Regions from separate parts of the Homo sapiens genome. Here region 1 is linked to region 2. A link is a contact called in ENCODE Hi-C or POLR2A ChIA-PET data. All regions are on one chromosome and are shown on one strand. The core of a region is the stretch at or near the end of the contact, and the rest is flanking DNA. Distances in the headings are between cores, read along the strand shown.

The links. Hi-C counts contacts between places; a loop is a spot of excess contacts on that map. ChIA-PET counts read pairs that join two places held with the same protein, here RNA polymerase II (POLR2A). Pooled maps may share reads with other maps.
Region 1: a loop to region 2 is called in a map of natural killer cell, with 2.1 times the contacts of the local background. The contact joins two enhancer-like sites. A Hi-C loop is called at or near these places in 1 of 168 maps with a recorded cell type or tissue (natural killer cell) and 7 of 50 pooled maps. POLR2A ChIA-PET finds 5 or more read pairs at or near these places in 2 of 52 experiments (OCI-LY7 and activated naive CD4-positive, alpha-beta T cell).

The regions. Positions count from the first base shown.
Region 1 is chr2:234,307,187-234,314,637 of GRCh38, forward strand. No RefSeq gene overlaps it. Among named protein-coding and RNA genes, the nearest start is that of LINC01891, 140 kb to the right of the region's middle. RefSeq lists an enhancer at 1,857-1,996. Within about 2 kb of position 1,790, at least 5 of the 41 ENCODE cell types and tissues checked have a DNase peak (open chromatin) inside an H3K27ac peak, as active enhancers do.
Region 2 is chr2:234,272,368-234,279,641 of GRCh38, forward strand. No RefSeq gene overlaps it. Among named protein-coding and RNA genes, the nearest start is that of LINC01891, 180 kb to the right of the region's middle. Within about 2 kb of position 2,009, at least 2 of the 41 ENCODE cell types and tissues checked have a DNase peak (open chromatin) inside an H3K27ac peak, as active enhancers do.

The sequences.
Region 1 (7,451 bases), core at 540-3,039, 35 kb after region 2:
AGGTCTCGAGAGACCTTAATGCTTTTTTTTTTTTTTTTTTTTTTTTTTTTTTTTCTGTTTTGATCTTCTGCCATGGCCATGAGAAGGACATGCCCAGACTAGGTCACTGGTCCTGTGAGGAGGATGAGAGCTGTGTGGGGCAGAGCTGCCTCAGCTAAATTCTACCAGCCAAGCCCAGGCTAGAGCAGTGACCCCAGATGATCCCCCAAATGCACGAATGAACCCAGCTGAGGTCAGTCAAGTTCAGTACAGCTCAGCAGCCAACCCTCAGCTGATCCACTGACACATAAGCCACAATAATAAGTGCTCATTGTCTTAAGGTACTGAGTTTGGGATAATTTGTTACACAGCAAGAGGTAACTGATACAAGTGGCTACTATGTTAAGCTTGGGGATACCAACATGAATTAACACTAAATATCCACCTGCAAGTAACTTACAATGTAATGAGGAAGCAACAGTTACAATAAGGTAAGTGATATATGCTACTAGAGTTAGGGTTAGAGTTAGAGAACTTGAGAGGAACTTAACGGGTGCTATAAAAAAGGAACTCAATAGGTGCCATTCGGGTTCAGAGAAACAAGGCACAAACTCTGCCTTGGAGGTTAGCAAAGCCTGAGAATGAGAGTCTTGTCTACCAGTGGAGGCTCCCTTTCATTGCCTGCTTCTCAGGCAGAAAGGAAGTTTTCTCCAAAATAACACATGTGCCAAGCAAGGTGTGGACAAATAACCAGACAGCTCTGAGCATGCCCTGCATCGAACACTAGACCAATTGCTTATGGTTGGAAACAATTGAGATCAGACCCAAGGTTTGACTCACATAGGAACAAGTTAACTTCCTGGGATCCAGGGCAACAGAATCCACCTTCACCTCCAGTGGGCCATCTTGCGAAGGAAAGCTGTTGGACTCTAAAGGTGCAGTGGGGTCGGTCCATATCCATGGCCAATCCTGAGTGAGGGCCTTGCTGATGTGGAGAACCCCAGCTTAGTCACTGAGCAGGCATCTCCTTGTCCAAATACCAAGGACAGACACCGCAGGCCACCGACCACTGTAACAGCAAAATAAATTTGTTCCAGGGAAAATGCTAAACATGTGACTGATTTTTTTCCTGTAGTTCTTAAAAAAAAAAAATTCCCTGTGCATCTTGATGATGCATCATTTGTAAGATGCTTTGTTTGCCTACAGTGGTGTCTGGTGGAGGACTAGGGATGGACACTCTAATTCAGAAAGTAAAGAAAAGTAATTGACAGCTTTCCTTCTGTAATTTTGTTTGAGTTCATAAAATAGAGAATTGCTGTAAGCCTAAAAGCAACTGATGGCTGACACCAAAATCGAAACATGGATATGCTCAGCCTGACATCTTAGGAAGCCGCCAACGATACTGTGTGCAAGCCCATCACCCAGCATCTCCCTGGGTATCCCAGGCTTCTTAACCAGAGGAACTTGCACAGAGAAACCAAATTGTGGATGGTTACAGCCATGTGAGTAGGGCTGATCTATCTTTACCTGACAACTGCACATGCAAGGTTAGCCCTTGTTCTGAAGAGCAGATTCTTCTCTGAAATCTGATGCTCTTTGTCTGGACTTTTCAGAAGGAGAGAGAGCATAATGCTTAATTTTATAAGTGACTGATTTGAACTGTGTAACGTCTAGAGATATTTCTCAGAGGTTTACTATCGGTCACAAAAAATATAACATGACTCAGAGAAGAACTGATTTCCCTTTTTTGAAAAGTAGAGAAGCCACAGGGCAAACAAATGAGGCAGCTTCCCCTGGCTCATGCGGAAAGATTGACGTCAATCTCCAAGTAGCTGAGACAGCTCACGCTTGCTTGGGCTCATGAGGAAGAAGTGGAAATCTCTGTGCCACAAAACCCAAAGGCATAATGTCAAAACCCCATCTGTAAGCAGGAGAGAGCTTCAAGGCTGGATGGGCCATGGTCTGATTACAGAGCCAGTTTCACAAAAGACATGGGGTTTACAGCATCACAGGGAGAAAGAGGAGATCGTCAGTTAAATGAAAGAGAACAGTGGATAAAATGACTCTTTTAAGTGTGCTGCCTTTCAGTTCACTGGCTCACAATTTAATGGCAAATAACCAGAAAAATGCCACAAGTCGTCCTTGCTATGAAGTCTCCAAACTCTAGCTAGGTTTAATGGTGCAACATCTGCATATTTGTATTAGTCTGTTTTCATGCTGCTGATAAAGATATACCTGAGAGTGAGCAATTTACAAAAGAAAGAGGTTTAATTGGACTTATAGTTCCACATGGGTGGGGAGGCCTCACAATCATGGCGGAAGGCAAGGAAAAGCAAGTCACGTCTTACGTGGATGGCAGCAGGCAAAGAAAGAGAATTTGTGCAGGGAAACTCCCATTTTTAAAACCATCAGATCTCATGAGACTCATTCACCATCATGAGAACAGCTCAGGAAAGACCGCCCCCCACCCCCATAGTTCGATCACCTCCCCTTATGGGAATTGTGGGAGTTACAGTCAAGATGAGATTTGGGTGGGGACACAGCCAAACCATATAAATATTCCAGCTGCCACTTTGCAGAGTAAATGGTGAGAAGTGATTGGAATCTGGATATAGAGTGCAGGTCAAGCTGACAAATTTTGTATATGGTTTACATGTAGAGCATGAGAGAAAAGAGAAGGCAAGGATTACACCAAGGCCATGACCTGAACAGCTCTTGCCTCGGTGCCTCCAGGTGTGTGGGATGTGTTTGCTTTCTGCTTCTACCTTTCTGGTGCTACTATCAACTTTTTGTCCAGGAACCCCTTGTCTATGGAGTTGTGCCTTCCAGTGGTGTAGACCATCTGCTTCTTCTTCCCAAACCAGGAAACCGAAATGCCACAAAACAGCGCATGCCCTTACTGCGTGTGAAGTCCTTCGGCATTTTATCTTCTCTTCCATTAGTTGTATTTTTTAAAAAGTTTCTCAAAATCCACTACACAGATTCTCTATCCTCTATCGAGTCATGACCCACAATTTTGAAAATCACTCTTTCAGACAACACTGTATGAGAATATTTTTCCTGCTTGAAGCCAAGGGAGAAATAACACTGCTTCTATCCCCAGGCACACTCTAAAGGACACTGGAGAAAGGGGACAGAACCAGCAGCAGGTGCCCACACGTCAGGAAACACTCATCCGCTGAAACAGCTGAGCTTGCCTGGAGATTTGCAAGCAATATATCCAGGAACAACTCCTGGGCTTTTCTCCTGCTGAGCTCCCAGGATCACTCCCTTAGACTCAAATTGTCACCCCCAACTCGCTGTGGTGGCTGCATGGTCCAGATGGCGCTGCACCAACCACTCCTCTGGGGCTGGGACTCTAGGAAGCAAGTGACACACCTTCTTAAGACTAACCCGCAGGTCGGCTTTCTTATTTTTTTTTAAGCAATAATCTCTATGGAGACACCAACAGAGGGTAACAGTAATCATCAACAGAGAGAAGGCTTCGGAACACACAACACTTTCAGAATATGACAGTTTATAATGTCTTGGCCCATATCTACTGTGAAGCAGCAACATCAGTCTTCCAGCCTCTGACCATCACTCTCCTTTGTGAAGGCCCAGCAAGGAGCCCTTTCTAGTCCATGTTGATCAGCCACCTGCCTTGAGGAACTCGATTTAGGCTGTTTTATAACCATTGATTTGTGTTCATTAACTTAAACCTCGTCTCTTTTTAATGGGTTCTTCTATTAGTCTTAATAGTTTTTAATTTGTAATTAAAGTTTCCTAGAGTCACAAATTAAATATCATATCACAGGCAAATATAGATCATTTTGTCTTCTTGACTTAAAAAGTTATACCTTGTATTGCTGTTTCTGGACTTATTTCATTGCCCCGAACTTTTAGAGCTACATTAGACAATAGGAAATGGCAGGTATTTCGGAATTTATTGGAAATGCTTTCAACTTTTCTTTTCTTTCTTTCTTTTTGAGATGGAGTTTCACTCTTGTTGCCCAGGCTGGAGTGCAATGGTGTGACCTTGGCTCACTGCAACCTCTGCCTCCTGGGTTCAAGCAATTCTCCTGCCTCAGCCTCCCAAGTAGCTGGGATTACAGGTACACACCACCACACCCAGCTAATTTTGTATTTTTAGTAGAGACGGGGTTTCTACATGTTGGTCAGGCTGGTCTCGAACTCCCGACCTTAGGTGATCCACCCGCCTCAGCCTCCTAAAGTGCTGGGATTACAGGCAAGAGCCACCATGCCCAGCCGCTTTCAACTTTTCTCTCTTAAAGTATAATATTGTCTCGTTGGTATAAGATGTCATCCTATAATATCTAGTTAAGAGGGTTTTTAAAAATAACAATGATAGTTAAGCTTTATTAAATACTTCTTCAGCATCTATTTTTTTTTATTTTGTATTTTAAAGTATGCATTAATAGATTTCCTACCATTATATTAATATTACTCTGTCTTCTTGGAATAAGCCTTCAATGACATACTGAAATATTGTAACATATCTATGAATTTATTTTCAAGTGTTTTATTTAGGATGTCTGCAATTTTATTAATAACATGCTGTCTTTGCCAAAGTTGCTGATATTAAAAAAATAGATTATTTACATTAAAAATGATATTATAATTTTCTTTGTTATCTGGAAGAGTTTATAAAATATGGAAAGTCTCTTTTCCTCGAAAGCTTTAATGAATTTCCCAGTGAAATCTTCTGCCATGATTGTGAGGCCTCCCCAGCCATGCGGAACTATAAGTCCAATTAAACCTCTTTCTTTTGTAAATTGCCCAGTCTCAGGTATGTCTTTATCAGCAGCAAGAAAACAGACAAATACAAATATGCAGATGTTGCACCATTAAACCTAGCTAGAGTTCGGAGACTTCATAGCAAAAATGACTTGTGGCATTTTTCTGATCCCCTCCCTTCTCCAGGCTAATTTTTGTAGTTTTAGTAGAGACAGGATTTCGCCATGTTGGCCAGGGTGGTCTTGAACTCCTGACCTCAGGTGATCTGCCTGCCTCGGCCTCCCAATGTGCTGGGATCATGCACGCAGCCTAATTTCTGATTTTCATGTATAATTTTTCTCAATGAGCTTTACCAAGATATCTCTGACCAACTCTCAGATAGCCAGCTTTGGGGTTTATTTATCAATTCTCCTTTATTCCCTATATGTTTTTTGTCTTTAAAAATAAATAGTTGAAAATTTTCTGGTTATAAATTATGTAGAAAAATTAGGAGTACTCAGACAAAAAAACCTGCAGACTCCCTCAATGCTCTCCTCCTTAATCCTGATCTCCTCCCTTCTCCCCGGGTCAGGGATTTGAGAAGAAAGTAATGCTTAAGTTTTATATTTTATGGTTTGATTTTTGTTTTGTAATTTTTTACATTGTTATAAATGTATCCAAGTTTTTACTTGCAACAACAATTTTTATTTAATACATGGGCAAGAAAAAATATCTTCTTATTGATAGTTTATAGTTTGTGGGTGTATTGTCATGCCTGGTCTCATGTAGTTTAGTATCCTTATCTTTTTAATTTCTGATTTTCTTTTTCTTTCTTTTTTTTCTTTTCGTGACCGAGACTCGCTCTGTCGCCCAGGCTGGAGTGCAATGGAGCAATCTCAACTCACTGCAACCTCCGCCTCCCAGGTTCAAGCAATTCTCCTGCCTCACCCTTCTGAGTAGCTGGGGTTACAGGTGCCCACCATCATGCCCGGCTAATTTTTGTATTTTTAGTAGAGACAGGGTTTCGCCATGTTGGCCAGGGTGGTCTTGAACTTCTGACCTCAGGTGATCTGCCTGCCTCGGCCTCCCAAAGTGCTGGGATTATAGGCATGAGCCTCTGCACCCAGCCTAATTTCTGATTTTCATGTGTGATATTTCTCAATGAGCTTTGCCAAAATATCTTTGACCAACTCTCAGATAACCAGCTTTGGGGTTTATTTATCAATTTTCCTTTATTCCCTACATGTTTTTTGTCCTTAAAAATAAATAGTTGAAAATTTTCTTGTTATAAATTATGTAGAAAAATTAGGAGTACTCAGACAAAACAAAACAAAACAAAAAAAACACAAAAAAATAACGGAGAATCCCTCAATGCTGTCCTCCTCAATCCTGATCCCCTCCCTTCTCCCTGGGCCATCCTAGGCAGGAGGCTGGGGTTCCTCAAAGGTTCTAGATGATTCCATTGGAATCTTTGGGCTTTGTGGCACCTTCCCACTGAGGGGGATCCTTCCTTTCTCCCACCAGCGACCTTCCTTTTCCTTGTTACACTGACATTTAGGCTGTTTTTATAAATCAAGCCTTGTTATATTTTGTAGCCACTGATTTGTGTTCATTTTCTCAAACCCAGCCTCTTTAATGGATTCTTCTGCTGTGGAAGTGCCTGCACCTTGCATCTTAGGGGTGAGGAGCCACTACATTGAGGTGGAGACTGGGCAGGATTCCTCCCATGGCATTTCTATTTCCGGAGGCTGCTGAGGTGACTTGCTCAGGCCCGGCTCCAGGCCAACCTGTTAGACTGAAGAAGGGTAGAGCCCTGCCCTTTTCTCTTTCTTTTCACCAGTGGGATGTTGGGGCACCCTGTGGATCCCCACCCTCTGCCTCTGTCTATGGGACATGCAAACAACCACATTCCCCTTTGTTTTGCTATGGTTGAACATTTGCTTGCTAGGGTTTTACCAGTCTCTTCTCCCCAAAACCTCATTGTTTCGTTTTGCTCCTTAAAGCACTCACCACATGACGTTATCTGGTGATTTGCAAAAATATTGCCTGGGTTTTGACTGAATTGTGTTTTCTTTTGGTGGTGTATAAAATTGTCATCTATAAATGCTACATAATGACTTTACAAGTTACTACTTGCCTCATGTGTGTCTACATGGTCTCGTGTGGATTACTTGTGACCTGTTACTAGCTTCCACCATGAGTGTGATTCCATAATGTATTTTGTGTTTTCACTTGAAGTTCATTGTACCATATTGCCTGGTACATGGAAGTTCATTACTTATAAATATTAAGATTTCTGGGGTCAGATTGCTTGAATCTAAATCCTGAGTCCACCACTTACTAACAAAACCTGATTTAATTCAATATTCATTAAATATTTGTTGTGTGCCTATCATGTGACATGTGTTGTTCCAGGTACTGAGACTAGAGCAATGAACAGAACATACAAGTTCCCTAGTTCATGGAGCTTACCCTGGTAGGAAGGGATTGAACCAGATGGTGATGAATGCTGTAGAGGAATAGCAAGGAGAATAAGGAGGCAAAGAGTATGTGTACTGCAGCTTTATACAGGGTGGTCAGGGGATAGCTGAGCAAAGGTCTGAAGGAAGTGAAATTGTCAAGCCATATTCCTATAGCTTAGGAAGAGGTCTGGCGCCAAAAGGAGCATCAAATACGAAGTCACACTTCCTAAAATCAATAGGAAAACATAGAAGGGGAAATCAGAAGATTAACATGATCAGATTTGCATTTAATTT
Region 2 (7,274 bases), core at 759-3,258:
GTAAAATGTGAGGGAGGTATGTAGCTTTTCATCTTTGTGGCCATCTTATCTAGGAACCAAAATCGGAGGCAGGTTTGCATGACCCGGTTCCCAGCTTGACTCTTCCCTTTGACTTAGTGAGTTTGGGGTCCCAAGATCTATTTTCCTTTCACAGAAGGAAGTCAATACTGAGAGAAAAGAGAATATATCACAATTCTATTTTTACTTTAAGAAACGGCAAAACTTCATCAGTGCTGTTATGCTCTATGTGGGATTGTGGTTACCCTTAACAAATAGTGACTGGTAGGAGTATGAAAATGTCTTCTGCGGGTGCTTGTTTCTTAACCTCTTTGCTGGTTACATGGTGAATTTCCATTGGTGAAAATGCATCTAGTTGCCCACTTAGGATATGGGTGCTTTTCTAAATGTATATTATACTTGTGAAAATTCTCAGAATCAAAATGGAGTCACTTGTGACAAACCCTAATAAAATGGAGTTGGGAGGCCTTGAAGAGAGGGTCTTCATGCATATTTCCCTGATAGCAAGAACGATCACAGAGAATGGACAAACCACACCTTGCAGTTAAGGTCATTCTTATGAGAGCACCTTTCCAATAACAGCCAGTCCTAACTGAAACCTTTTAAGTAGCCATATATATATATATATACATATACACACATAATACTTTAAGTTCTAAGTCAGTGTCACTTCTGTGAAGACCCTCTCCTAAAAATGGCCAGTACACACATCACTGCCTGTGATAAGCCTCTGTAGACAATGAACTTTTGCTTCAAAGCAACCTGCATATACTTCCCCTCTTTGCCTTTAAAAGTTTCCCTAGCCTCAACTTCCCCAGATGCATCTATAGTTTGCTATAGCACATGTATTCCAAATTATAATTCCTCTGCCATTTCTCAGTAAACTAATTTCTTTACAGAACCACTCTGCCTGTTGTTATTTTAGGTTGACACACTTCAATAAAAAGCTTAAACAAGGTGTGCGGAACTGCTGTGTGCCTCAACCTTGGTGGTGGTCAAAGAAATCTACCTATGTGATAAAGTTGCATGGAACTAAATACCCACACACACAACAGAGAGCACATAAAACTGGAGAAATCTGAGGAAGTGGGTACATTGAAAATAACTTTTTTCCTCCATTCTTCATGAGTTCTTAGCCGGAACTCCCTGTGATGGAAGACAGATTAACAAGAGAAAAACAAACAAGTTTGGAACCGCCTTTGCAAAATTATGACTGAGACAATGAAGGAGATCTAACCTAACTGACTCCATCTTACTTCTAACCTTTAAGCTGTCCTTGTTCCTTCCTGGGCTTAGGCTGAACTAACTTTGGTAGGAACTTGGTTTATAGTTTAAAACAAAGACAAAAACAGCCCTTTCCTAGAACAAACCTTCTTGCCTGGGGACTAGACTGCCTCTGTAGGAATAACAAATTAGCCACAAGATTAGAAATTAAGGTTTAGGAGTCATGCAGCTGGAGGCTACAAGATTCTGACCCTCCCTAAACTGCTCCTGAGATCAGGGCTTGAGATATTTTGCAGACCCAGCACTTGATGGACCAGCTGGCCCCGCCCAGATCGATGAACTGGTTTATCCGATCTTGTGGCCCCCACCCAGGAACCGACTCAGTGCAAGGGGACAGCTTCAATTTCCCATGATTTCATCTCCTACCTAACCAATCAGCACTCTTGGCTCACTGGCTTCCCCCCACCCACCAAGTTGCCCTTAAAAATTCTGATCCCCAAATGCCCTGGGAGACTGATTTGAGTAATAATAAAACTCCAGTCTCCCGCACAGCCGCCTCTGCGTGAATTACTCTTTCTCTATTGCAATTCCCCTGTCTTGATAAATCAACTCTGTCTAGGCAGCAGGCAAGGTGAACCCACTGGGTGGTTACAAGTTTAATAACACAAATACCTCCTGTATATGTAAGAGATACCCAGAGAGATGAGTAAATTAGAGTAGATCTCAAAGAGTTGTCTTCAGGCTTAAATGCCATTACTCGCTGAAACATAGGAGGATGTGGGCAAAGTTCTGGTTAAGGTGAGATGGCCAGGAAGAGCACCATAAACCCAGGGTAAGGTTTGTTATCAAATTTAAGTCTTCTCCATTGATTAGAGTCTCTAGTGATTTAGTCATCCTCCTCTTCCTGGTGCACAGAGGGAGACGCCCTTACAAATAGAGATTTCCTTTATAGACATCAATTTCCTTACAAAAGGAACTCTGCTTTCAAAGCTTTTCCTGTGCCTGCCTTTTCCCAAAATAATCAGCACAAAATAATCCTTATGCCAAAGAGGCATGTTTTGGGGAGATATGCCCTGAGCCCCATCATTGTCATTGTCAATTTCATGGTTGTTATGCTGTATTAAAATTATGCAAGATGCCAGACGTGGTGGCTCACACCTGTAATCCCAGCATTTTGAGAGGCTAAGGCAGGTGGATCACCTGAAGTCAGGAGTTCGAGACAGCTTGACCAACACGTTGAAACCCCGTCTCTACTAAAAATACAAAAAAAAATTAGCCAGACATGGTGGTGGGTGCCTGTAATCCCAGCTACTCCGGAGGCTGAGGCAGGATAATCCCTTGAGCCTGGGAGGTGGAGGTTGGAGTGAGCCGAGATTGCGACGTTGCACTCCAGCCCGGGTGACAAAGTGAGACTCTGTCTCAAAAAAAAAAAAAAAAAAAAAAAAAAAGGCAACATGTTACCATTTGGGTAACAACTGGGGTCTCTCTATTTGTTTCTTACAACTGCATGTAAACCTACAATTATCTAAAAATGAAGTTTTTTTTTAAGTGTGTGTATATGTCTAGAAAAGACCTTGAAAAGGTGTTAAGTCATGACATTGGCAGTGGATAAGTATAAGATGATGAATAGGATTAGGCAGAGAAACGAAAGGTGAGTCTTGCTCAGTGTATTTATGTATCCTTGAATCTTTTTCTATAAGAATGTATTCATATGTCATGTTGTGTATTTTAAGAAAAAAAGACAATTTCTTTACTCTCCCCACCCCCAAAAAAATTGATTTCCAACTCTCCCAGACCAACTGAGTTGTTCAGGCATAAATTAATAAAACACATTTTCACCCCAAGGTCAAACATACAGTGGCCCTTATGGGCACTGATTGGTTATATAAAGTAGTTAAGTTGGTGATAATTACACTAGCATAGAAGCTTTAGGAAGCCTCTGGACCTGCTGCAAAAATAGCCACCAAATTCTGAAGTGGCTGAAGGTCCTTTCAAATCCCAGTCGCCTCCTGCTGCATGATCAGAGTGTCCCAGCATGATCCTATCTGCCTCAGTGCCTGAGGAATGGTAAGCAAGCCATGGGAATTCTGTATGAACCCCAGAGAGAGCACCTGCCAGGGAAACTGTGTGACTGATTAGGCCAAGGAGAATCAGAGTTCATTTTTGCATGGCCCTTTGCCCAAACCTCCCAGGCAAAAGTTTAGTGCTTACAAAATGAATATTTACTTTGAAACCATATGGAGCACCAGGTGTAAGAAAGCATGTATCTATTATTTTACCTCACTCCCTCTATGGCTCAAATACGGTCTTTATTTTTCACTGAATGATGACAGCTCTTTAGAGCAGCACTAAAGTCTCCCACTCAGGTATAACTAAAAAAAATTATTTTTCTGAATTTTTACACCTATGTTATTTGGTGCACAGATTATTTTGTGTGTTGTAGCTCAGCCATTAATGGCTTTTTAATCTATCTGTAAAGTGACTCTGTGTCCTGGTTTATGTTTTCTGCCTAAAACCCTTTGTCTCATTAATTGCATATTAATTTTGCAATGTCTGTCTTTTTCTCATTATTGTTATTATCATTTTTGGTCCAGGGTTTTTAAAAGTTTAATTCTCTATTTCTCTTTGAGTGGGTTTCTTATAGAAAACTAGTTAATGATTTTTAATAGAGTACAAATTATGGAATTCAATAAGAGGATTAAAGCACTTTTACTGCCATGGTATTTTGCTAGATCTTTTCTAATCTTGTATATATTTTCTCATTCTGCCTTCCCCACTTTTCCTCTGTTTTTTGTTGTTGTTGTAAACTCTGTGCTTTATTTTTATTTACTTCTTTAAGAACTTGGAATTAAAAAATCTTATTTTAGTTTTACCAGTATTTATAGCTTTTACAAAAAAAAAATCGAAGCTGTGTTTACAAATGTTTATGGTGAAATAACAGCCAAATATATTTTTCTTTTTTATGGAAGATGAGAATTTTAAAGCTTTGACTTATTACTCTAACATCATCCGATCTTCTATAATTTTATCTGAGATTGTAACCACACCTTATCATTATGATTTAAGTATGATTTTAAATTCATGTGAAAAATTTAAAGGAATTATTATTTTCTGTTTATTATCTGATATTAACACTCATCACCTATCCAACATTCTTTAACAAAGCTTCCTCTTTCTTTAATGTGATTCTGTGTCTGGAATCTTAAAAACACTTACAAGTTATTATTTTAGAAAGTGCAATATGATATTGTATTACAAGAGAGGTTTGCATTAAAAATGCTTTTCGGCCAGGTGCGGTGGCTCACGCCTGTAATCACAGCACTTTGGGAGGCCGAGGCAGGCAGACCACGAGGTCAGGAGTTTGAGACCAGCCTAACCAACATAGTGAAACCCTGTCTCTCCTAAAAATACAAAAAATTAGCCAGGCCTGGTGGTGGGCGTATGTAATCCCAGCTACTCGGGAGGCTGAGGCAGGAGTTGCTTGAACCTGGGAGGTGGAGGTTGCAGTGAGCTGAGATGGCGTCATTGCACACCAGCCTGGGTGACAGTGCAAGACTCTATCTCAAAAAATGATAAGTTCATGTCCTTTGTAGGGACATGGATGAAGCTGGAAACCATCATTCTCAGCAAACTGTCGCAAGGACAAAAAACCAAACAACTCATGTTCTCACTCATAGGTGGGAATTGAACAATGAGAACACATGGACACAGGAAGGGGAACATCACACACCGGGGACTGTTGTGGGGTGGGGTATGGGGGAGGGATAGCATTAGGAGATATACCTAATGCTAAATGACGAGTTAATGGGTGCAGCACACCAACATGGCACGTGTATACATATGTAACAAACCTGCACGTTGTGCACATGTACCCTAAAACTTAAAGTATAATAATAATAAAAAAAAGACTCCATCTCAAAAAAAATGCTTTTCAGACTCCTGCTTTTAGGATTTGTAATATAAATTATATTTATAATAGCAATTATGAATTTTGAAAATTCATGTTTATAAAAATTATTAAAGGTTATATAGTATTGCTTTTGTTTTTCAAGAGAAGTTAATTTTCTTCAGGTTGAAATTGCAAAGGATTCTGTGGTTAATCTGATTTTTATTTATTCACACATTACACATTTGGGTTTTTTCCCGTGAACACCTATGAAATTCTGTTCTAGCATTTGATTTTTTAAAAATGTAGTCAGATAAGTGTAGATGTTGCTGCCTTTCAGTTAAATTTGTTGAGTTTGATTGGCAATACTGCTTTTCGCATTCAAGTCTTACTAGATCTGAAAAGCTGTTTTTTAAAAATTCTTTTCTCTATTCAATTACTGTTTCTGCTTCATTTGTCTTCTTTCCTCTTTGGGAACATTGTTAGGCTTTCTGTTAAAATTTTTCCATGTATTATCTTATCTATCATCTTTTTACTTCTTTATCCTTTCTCCTGTGTTTTGAGGCTGTTTCTCAAGTTTTTTCTCCACAAGAACAATTTTGATTTTCCGTAGGGAACCAATCTCTGCTCATTGCCTTGAATGTAAGTTTTTATTGAGCTTTTATGCTTTTGATTGGCAGGCAGGCCCTTTGCTTATCTTTTTATAGGCATCGTCCTATATAATTAATAGAAAAGTAAAATTTTCTTAAAATTTCTTTTTTTAATTAATGAAATAAATTGTATTCAAAGGATGTCCTTTCTTTGAGAGTTTAATACCTGCTACATAAACACTATGAGTATATTAGTCTGTCCTCACACTGCTATAAAGAAATACCTGAGACTGGATAATTTATAAAGAAAAGAGGTGTAATTGGCTCACAATTCCACAGGCTATACAGGAAGCATGACGCTAACATCTGCCTGGCTTCTGGGAGGGCCTCAGGAAACTTACAATCATGGTGGAAGGCAAAGCGGGAGCTGGCCCATCTTACATGGCCAGAGCAGGAGGGAGAGAGGAGGGGGAGGTGCCACACACTTTTAAACAGCCAGATCTCAGAAAAACTCTCTCGGGAGAACAGCACCAAAGGGATGGCGCTAAACCATGTTGGAAGGATCCACCCCCATGATTCGAGCACCTTCCACCAGACCCCACCTCCATCATGAGTTGAACGTGAGATTTGGGTGGGGACACGGATCAAAACCATGTCAATGAGTCAGCTTTTATAGCAGGTCCCTGATGTAAATCACTCCCCCTATTAATACCCAGAGGCACTCCTTATAGTGGCATGACCAGACATCTCCACCCTGTTGTCATTACTGTTAGCATAAGTGATACAGTAATTGCAGAGTTCTCAGTTTTGTGTCTTAAAATTAATCTTAAAGTAGAGGTTTCACAGATTGTATTTCTGCTTCTCTAACTATTTTTATTCCCATTTGTGTCTGCATAGATGAAGAGAATACTGAGATGTAGACTGTGAAATACAAATGAACTCAGCAATATGGTTTTTGTGGGTTTTTTTCTGCACCATCACAACATGAGGAGGTTGACACGTTATTTGGTTCTTCCTGTTCTTTCTTCTTTTTCTCAGAAGTTATTTTTCTTGGTTTTCAGGCACTATAAGACATCTCTCTCCCCAACGGCTGCACTGAAGGTGAAAATCCTTTTGCCCTTATCTCAGGGAAATGAAGATTTATGTTCACACACACACTCAGACCTGTACGCTAATGTTCATAGCAACTTTATTAGTAATAGTTGCTGGAAACAACTGATGTCCTTCAATGCATGAATGGCTAAACACACTCAGTGCCTCCATCATGGAATACTACTCAGCAATGAAAAAGAAGGAACCACAGTTACCTGTAAAGCCTGCACGAATCTCCAGAGAATTATACTGAGTGAGAAAAGCCACATGTAAAAAGTTGTACTATATGGTTCCCTTTATACAACATTCCTAGAGTGATGAAATGATAAAAATAAAACAGAGTAGTGCTTGCCCGGGGTTAGGAATTAGGTGGGAGAGGGAAGGAGTGGGCGAGGCTCTAAAAAGACAACAGGAGGGATCTTTGTGGTGACCGAATGTTCTGGATCATGACATAGAATCGTTAA